Linked DNA regions of Homo sapiens: all the other regions are linked to region 2. Evidence: chromatin contacts called from ENCODE Hi-C or POLR2A ChIA-PET data. All regions are on one chromosome and are shown on one strand. The core of a region is the stretch at or near the end of the contact, and the rest is flanking DNA. Distances in the headings are between cores, read along the strand shown.

The links. Hi-C counts contacts between places; a loop is a spot of excess contacts on that map. ChIA-PET counts read pairs that join two places held with the same protein, here RNA polymerase II (POLR2A). Pooled maps may share reads with other maps.
Region 1: a loop to region 2 is called in a map of ascending aorta, with 2.1 times the contacts of the local background. The contact joins two enhancer-like sites. A Hi-C loop is called at or near these places in 1 of 168 maps with a recorded cell type or tissue (ascending aorta) and 4 of 50 pooled maps. POLR2A ChIA-PET finds 5 or more read pairs at or near these places in 3 of 52 experiments (OCI-LY7, activated CD4-positive, alpha-beta T cell and activated T-cell).
Region 3: a map of dorsolateral prefrontal cortex shows a loop between it and region 2 (3-fold over the local background). The contact joins two enhancer-like sites. A Hi-C loop is called at or near these places in 1 of 168 maps with a recorded cell type or tissue (dorsolateral prefrontal cortex), 1 of 37 single-sample maps with no recorded cell type and 4 of 50 pooled maps.

Annotation. Positions count from the first base shown.
Region 1 is chr6:37,793,578-37,796,361 of GRCh38, reverse strand. No RefSeq gene overlaps it. Among named protein-coding and RNA genes, the nearest start is that of ZFAND3-DT, 24 kb to the left of the region's middle. Within about 2 kb of position 1,365, at least 2 of the 41 ENCODE cell types and tissues checked have a DNase peak (open chromatin) inside an H3K27ac peak, as active enhancers do.
Region 2 is chr6:38,211,394-38,214,093 of GRCh38, reverse strand. The region is part of intron 9 of BTBD9 (BTB domain containing 9); the gene reads left to right. Among named protein-coding and RNA genes, the nearest start is that of BTBD9-AS1, 270 kb to the left of the region's middle. Within about 2 kb of position 1,338, at least 7 of the 41 ENCODE cell types and tissues checked have a DNase peak (open chromatin) inside an H3K27ac peak, as active enhancers do.
Region 3 is chr6:38,494,728-38,497,427 of GRCh38, reverse strand. All of the region lies in intron 6 of BTBD9 (BTB domain containing 9), which reads left to right. Among named protein-coding and RNA genes, the nearest start is that of BTBD9-AS1, 14 kb to the right of the region's middle. Within about 2 kb of position 1,312, at least 2 of the 41 ENCODE cell types and tissues checked have a DNase peak (open chromatin) inside an H3K27ac peak, as active enhancers do.

The sequences.
Region 1 (2,784 bases), core at 116-2,615, 420 kb after region 2:
ATTATAGGGCTGTTTTTGTTGTTGTTTTAGAGATAGGGTCTCACTATGTTGCCCAGGCTGGAGTGTAGTGGTGGTATCATAGCTGACTATATCCTGTAACTCCTGGACTCAAGCAATCCTCCCACCTCAGCCTCCCAAATAGCTGTAACTACAGACATGCGCCACCATGCCTGGCTTCACAGTGCTGTTTTGAAGACTAAATGAGCTCATACACTTAAAATGCTTCTAACAACACCCAGCAACAAATAAGTTCTCCATATGACATGGGTATTTTTTGTTGTTGTTTGTTTGTTTGTTTGTTTGTTTGAGACAGGGTCTCGCTATGCTGCTCAGACTGGTCTCTAACTTCTGGCCTCAAGCGATTCTTCTGCCTCAGCCTCCCTAGTAGCTGGGGTTGTAGGAGTTCTCCACCATGCCTGGCTATGGCATAGGTCTTATCATTACCATCATTATTCCTACTATTAGTTGTAAGACTCTGAATTGAGAATAAGTACACCTTGATCTCATCTTGGTCTCTGTGGTTCCTCCTCCTTATCACTTACACTCCTGTGGGGCTAGTTACCCAATCCTCTATTATTCCCTAAATTGTTCCCCACTCTTTCCTTCTCCAGGGATGGTCTCCCAGGGACCAAGTTAGTTTACTGTGACCCTGGGATTGGATCAGGGTGCACCTGCCCAGAACTTTGACATTCAGAGGCTCTACCTAGGAATTTGAAATTGAGAGAGGCTGGGCACAGTGGCTCACACTTGTAATTCCAGCACTTTGGGAGGCCGAGGTGGGAGGATTACTTGAGCCCAGGAGTTGGAGACCAGCTTGGGCAACATAGTGAGACCCCGTCTCTAAAAAAAAGGCCAAGTGTGGTGGTGCATGCCTGTAGTCCCAGTTACTTTGGAGCAAAGGTGGAAGGGTCGTTTGAGCATGGGAGGTAGAAGCTGCAGTAAGCTGTGGTTGTACTATGCACTCCAGCCTGGGTGACAGAGTGAGACCCTGCCTCAAAAGAAAAAAAAAAAAAAGAAATGGAGAGAAAGAGAGCGCGAGAAAGCTGTCTGTAGGGGGCCTGAGTCAAACTCAACCTGAGGCTGGTCCTATAATCTAAGCTCATTTTGGGCAAAGACTATGTATTTTGGGGCCAAGTTGTGATGGTATCTTTGGATTCCACAAGACACTCCTCTGTCTTTATAATAACACATTTCCCTCTTTGTCCTTAAGTTAGTTTCTATTGCTTGCAAGCAGAGTTCTAACAAACATTCTTAAGTGTGTGTGTAATCGTATTCTCTGTTATATTGACAGTTTGCCAGTCTGACTCCCATGGCCTGGGCACTGCTTGAGGGTCATGACTGTACCTTCTATTTCTGTATTCCCAGTGCTCAGCATGGTGTTGCACACACAGCAGATGCTCAGTGCTGTACTGAATGAGTACAGACATTGGGGTGGGGAGAGAGGACAGGTATTTATTAGCACATGCTATGAATGCCATGCTCTTTTTGTATGTTACCCTCCTTGATCCTCCTCAGAGAATTACTCTTAAAATGTTATCTCCATTTTACAGACCAAGAAACTGAGACTTACAGGGTATATTAGGAATAGGTTCTGTTGCAAGTATCAGAGGCCCTGAGAGAAGTTTATTTCTCACTTAAGTGAAAGTCCAGAGGTGAGCTGTCCAGGTATTGCAGCTCTGCCGCATCAAGTCCTTTGGGCTCATTGCTCCACCGTCTCTAGGACGTGCCCCTTGTTATCATGGTCCAAGATGGTAGTTAGAGTTCCAGCCATCATGTTTGTTCCAGGTAGAGATGAAGGGAAGAATGAAGAAGGGAGCAAAGGGTGAATGACTTTTTTTTTTTTTTTTGACAGAGTCTCGCTCTGTCGCCAGGCTGGAGTGCAGTGGCACCATCTTGGCTCACTGCAACCTCCACCTCCCGGGTTCAAGGGATTCTCCTGCCTCAACCCCCTGAGTAGGTGGGATTACAGGTGTGTGCCACCATGCCCAGCTAATTTTTGTATTCTTAGTAGAGACGGGGTTTCACCATATTGGTCAGGATGGTCTTGATCTCTTGACCTCGTGATCCACCTGCCTCGGCCTCCCAAAGTGCTGGGATTACAGGCGTGAGGCACCTCGTCTGGCCAGGTGCATGACTTTTAAGGAAGCTTTGCTAAAGCTGCCACATGGTACTTCTTGTTATGTCCCATTGGCCAAAACTTTGTTATATGTTCACTAAGGGAATCTGGGAAATGTCTTCTGGGTGGTCATGTGCTAAGCCAAAATTTGGAGGTTCTATTTTTTTAATTTTAATTTTAATTAATTAATTAATTTTTATTTTATATTTTTTGAGATGGAGTCTCGCTCTGTTACCCAGACTGGAGTGCAATGGCACAATCTTGGCTCACTGCAACCTCCACCTCGTGGGTTCAAGTGATTCTCCCACCTTGACCTCCTGAGTAGCTGGGACTACAGGTGTGCACCAACATACCCAGCTAATTTTTATATTTTTAGTAGAGACATGTTTTTGTCATGTTGGCCAGGCTGGTCTCGAACTCCTGACCTCAAGTGATCCGCCTGCCTCAGCCTCCCATAAATTTTCATTTTTAAAGAGGGGATCTCGCTGTGTTGCTCAGGCTGGACTCAAACTCCTGGGCTCAAGTGATCCTTCCACCTCAGCCTCCCAATGGGCTGGGATTACAGGTATGAGCCACCACACCCAGCCAAATTTGGAAGTTCTATTGCTGTGGAAGAAGAGAGGCAACCCTAGCAGTCTTTGCCACAGATAGGTTAGGTAACCTAGCTA
Region 2 (2,700 bases), core at 89-2,588:
CCAGAGAGTGCTAATGGTGACTTTTTTTAAATCAAGAAAATGTTTGAAAAGAGGGAGAAATTATTATTATTATTATTATTATTTTTGTTTGTTTATTTGAGATGGAGTCTCGCTCTGTCACCCAGGCTGGAGTGCAGTGGCGCAATCTCAGCTCACTGCAAGCTCCGCCTCCTGGGTTCATGCCATTTTCCTGCCTCAGCCTCCAGCTCAGTCCCAGCCTGTAGCTGGGACTACAGGCGCCTGCCACCACACCTGGCTAATTTTTTTTGTATTTTTAGTAGAGATGGGGTTTCACCATGTTAGCCAGGAGGGTCTCGATCTCCTCACCTCATGATCCGCCCGCCTCAGCCTCCCAAAGTGCTGGGATTACAGGCGTGAGCCACCACGCCCAGCCATGATTTTTTTATTTTTTTTAATTCAACTTTTTTATTGACAGAAACTGTCCCAGAAGAAAGATTGTTACATGCCACATACTGCCTCACATTGGCTTGCAGATCATTCACTGTCTTGAATGCAGTGCTTTGTGTTGAATGTGACAGTTAATGCAGATCCCGGAAAGGGCCTTTATGGGGCCTGCCTCAAAGACTTGTCACCTTTTTATTACAGAACTCATATTCAGAGATTCCAGTGTGTTAAATAGCTCTAGGCTAATCTTGGGCCGCTCTGTGCTAAGGGCAATGGTTTTCATCATAGGAAAACATTTTTTTTTTTACTCCAGAGATTTTTTTAAGCTCTCCCAAGTGCTCCCAACTTCCTGTCTGTTCAGCTGCAAATATCAGGCCCTTAATGGCTGGAGAGGGAGAGTCTATTTTTAAAGTTTTTACTGAATATCTCCCCACTGTCAGGTGCTGAACGAATTTGGCTTGTCATTAGATCTAAAATACCCACAGGGGTTTAGTGTAACTTTTAGGTATGAAATTGATCAGGTTTGATTCTGAGACCGTCTGGTGATCCTTCTGGAAGGCCACTTGCTTGCTTAGCTGTGTGTGAGATCATAGGTCAGGGCTGGGCTTTGTTTTGCATGGGCTTTTGACATTAATTTCCACAAAAGCAGCCTTAAAAAAAAAAAAACACCTGAAATTCAGGGGCCAGTTAGTCCTCTTTGTATTCTAAATCCCTTTGGTATTTAAAACATTAGGAAATGAAATTGCCAAATTCTTAACATTTGAAAATTGGCTCCTGCCCATGCCTAGTCTTCACATTTCCAGGGTGCTTCTGGGAGGGAATGCGCTGCTGGGGGAGAAGGGGGTGGTATTGGACAGCCACACGGAGCCAGGAGGAGGAGGCCGTCTCCTTGGAGGTAGCAGGCTTTTCAGAGCTCACCTGCCCTCCTCACAGGCTGAAAGGAGCTGCTGACGTCATTAAATCAATAACTTTGTTTAGCATTGTGTTTTCTGGGGGCAGGAAATCCTCTGGGGAACAGCAGACTGAATTTTCTCCCTCCCCTCACCAGCCTCCAGAGATGCCTGCTGGCAAGGGGTGTGGCCAAGCGGCTGGCTCTGCCATTGCCATTTAGTGGAGACCTACACCCTGGTTTTTGTTATTTTTCAGGCAAATTTCAGCAAAATTCCCAAGCCTCTAAGCTAGGTACTGAGAGGTCAAAAGTAGGAACAACTTTCTGAGCAACAGGGAGCAAATCAAAGTTTGTGAAGCCTGTGCAGGGTCATGCCCCATAGTCCTGTGTCACCCCCTCTCAACCTTCCTGTCCCCCAGCGCAGGCTGGCCCAGAGTAGCCCAGCTTGTTCTGTATAGGAATTTCACACACATGAAACCACAGCCCCAGGCAGGCCCCTCAGCACAGACCAGTGTTGCCCAGTGTTGCGTCCACCTCACTCTACCCAGCAGCCATCGCTGAGGAATGGGAGTGATTAGCCCAGAGCCTGCACCATGGGTGGAGAGCCCCTGCTCAGAAAGAGCTCCAGGCTTTAACATTCTCCTGGCCACCAAGGGAGGGCCACTCCTGTGCCCCTCTTTAACATCACCAAGGACAGGACCCCACAGCCTCTCCTGGGACCACGTTAAATGGTTTCTATAATAATTTTTCTGGTGGGTCAACAGGTTACTACGCAGTTGCCAGAATCAGCAAATTGCTGATTTCCCTTCCCCACATCACCCAGCCATGGGTCAGTCACACGAGAAGAGTCAATTGGTGGACTCAACACAGTGGTGGCAAAATGTTGGTCTAGACACTCTGCCTAGCTCCTGAAATCTGGTCTGAGTGTTTATTGCCAAGAACAGCTAGGAATTTTGGCCTCAAGCAAGTGACAGCAAGAGTTTGTTAACTACACAAATATAGCCCCATATTCCTGTTCAACATCAGACAAGGTTGAGCCAGAGTGATTTTTTTTTTAAGGCAGAATCTTGCTCTGTTGCCCAGGCTGGAGGGCAGTGGCTTAATCTCAGCTCACTGCAACCTCCACCTCCTGGGTTCAAGCGAGTCTCGTGCCTCCGCCTCCTGAGTAGCTAGGATTATAGGCATGCACCACCACACCCCCCTAATTTTTGTATTTTTTAGTAGAGATGGGCTTTCGCCATGTTGGCCAGGCTGGTCTTGAACTCCTGGGTTCAAGTGATCCATCTACCTAGGCCTCTCACAGTGCTGGGATTATAGGTGTGAGCCACTGCACATAGCCTAGAGTGAATTTTTTTTTTTTTTTTCTTTTGTGAGACGGAGTCTCGCTCTTTTGCCCAGGCTGGAGT
Region 3 (2,700 bases), core at 63-2,562, 280 kb before region 2:
TGTGATGTGTGAAATTCCAGAGGAAGTACAGTTTGGGGAAAAAAAGTGTATCCTTGGGACCTACATTAGAGAATATAAATCACAAATCAATATACAGTTCAGATAATACTAGATCGTATACAGCAACTGCCTGTGACAGCAGTGGGAGGTGGGAAAAGTCCCCTCCCTGTGTGCATTTTGAGAAATACACTGTTTTTATTTGGTACAGTTGCATATTCATTTCTAACAGACTGCATCCTAAAAGAATTGGACTTTTATAGATTCCATGAATATTCAGAGAGTCACCAAAACCAATTTTGTCCTTTACCTTATGTGTCTAGACCCATCTGTCATTTGCTTGCTAGATGGTCATAGTTCTGTATTGTGGCATTTGTCTTTTGAGAAAAAGGTATTTCCCATGTTGATAAGGGGGCATGCTGGTACCTTTGCTTCCCTGCTTGAAAGTTTTCACCTTCAGGGTGGATCTTGGTGAGAGCATGTGGCTAGGCCCTGGCTACTTTGCTGTCTGCCACCAGCTCTCTTAAGCTTTTAGGGCATTGTTTTAGACACTAACGTAGCAAGGGAAGGCATGATGGCTGTTGCCACTAGTAAGTCATAGGGTACTTGGCAAGCTGGCAAAAGCTAGAAGCCTCATTCATTTGCATTTTAATTGGAATGACCATTAGCCAAAAGCCCGAATTTTTAAAATTGTCCATTGAGTCCTTTTTCCCTTTACCCTCTCATTTTCCTGAAGCTGATTTCCATCTCTCTCTCTCTTTTTTTTTTTTTTTTTAAGAGACAGGGTCTTGCTCTGTCACCCAGGCTGCAGTGCAGTGCAGTGGTGTGATCATGTCCTGCTGCAGCCTCAACCTCCTGGGCTAAAGCAGTCCTCCTGCCCCAGCCTCCTGAGTGGTTGGGACTACATGTGTGTGCCACCGTGCCCAGCTAATTTAATTTAATTTTTTTTTTGTAGTGACAGAGTCTCCCTGTGTTACTCAGGCTGGTCTTGAACTCCTGGGCTCAAGCAGCCCTCTCACCTCAGCCTCCCAAAGTACTATGGTTACAGGTGTGAACCACTGCGCCTGGCTGATTTGCATCTTTAGAAAAATGTGTTTCTCAACATTTAAAAACTCATGTCTCTTTGATAAACTTACAAATCTTACATCTCCTTTAATATTATTTAAAATATTATAAAAAGTAAGAATTGTAATAAAAGAAGGCAGTGACAGCCTGAGAAGGATGCCCTTTCTTTCCTTCAGTCGTGTGAGTCATGTGTGAAAGTGGGGCTGGCTTGCTTGCCCCAAGTGTTTTTCCTGTTCTTGCCAGTGACAGAGCACAGAGGAGGTCACTTTCACATCAGGCCTCTTCAGCTGCTTTGTTTTCACGGTCACAACGGGCAGAAAGCCTGCTTTGCAAATGTTGTGTATTTTATTATAATTTTGAAAATGCTTTTTTAGATGACACATGTGCCCATCTCTTCTCTCCAAAGGATTCTGATATGACTCCCATACCATTTCTTACCACCTCACTGCTCTTAATACTTAAACATGAAGAAAGAGACAGAAGAAAGTAATTAAGATGGGATAAGTAAGACATTCTTATTCATGAGCATATTCTGTCTGTCATCATCCCCACGGGGCTGTTATTGCACCTCCTCTTCATTGTTATACCCCCGCCCCCCCGCCCAGATGCACCTGCACGGTCATTTGAGCCCTGTCCTCCAGTCATACTTGGATAAGAGGAAGCCAGCCTCACTGGTTCCATCACAGTTCTAACTGCTGTATAGAGTTCTGTGGTGCCTTAAGTAATACGATTATGTATAGAAAAGCTGGGTGCAACCAGTAGCACATGAAGCACATAACAAATGCCAATTCTGTTCCTTTTCCTCCCCTTTCCAGAATTCAGTGTGTTTGCTTCCAGAACCATCTTTGGGTCTTCTAATGTATAATAAAGAAGGACAGGTTTTTCATAGATGAAATTTTGAGTGGGTTTTATTGATTCACCCATGTGACTCCATACCTGCTAACTCTGGTTCCAGTCCTCCTTCTGGTGAAAATAGGTCTTCTGCATTCTTTTGTTGGTAAGAATAGATGGAGAAGAGAACTAACATTCTTTGAAGATCTCCCGTGTGAGTTTCAGGCAGTCAGGCTTAGTTATTTCATTTGCATCATTACAATGAATCCTCACCACATTCCCATGAGATGGGAACAATTATCTTCATTTCATAGATGAAGAAACGAAACACAGAGATGTTATTTGCCTGTTTTGATCTGTAGCGGTGGAAACAAGATGCAAGGCCACAGCCATTGTTCTTGACATTATATAGAGTTGCTTTGTCGGTTTCGGTGAAAGGTATGATTCTTTAAAACATGCTTAAACTTTTCTATTCTTTGGGTAGGCAGAAAAGGGAAAAAATAGCTAGTTATTATTATCCTTTTGATAGCAAACTCCCTCATGCTACCTAGTAACTATTTGGTATAGGATCCGGGGCAATGCTTGTATGCCCCCAGATGCCTTGCAGTATTTATTTGGCAGACCAAGAATATTATAAGTGTTTACTCTATGGCAGTAGTTATTAAAAGTGGAATTATGATCTCTTTTCATTGTGAGAAATCAATGTCTTTTCAAGAATAGGAGTATTTTAGATTGGCCTAAGGGAGCTTTTCTGGTAATCTGCAAAGGTAACCAAAGGGTTATCTTTTCCTACTTCCACAGAAAAAT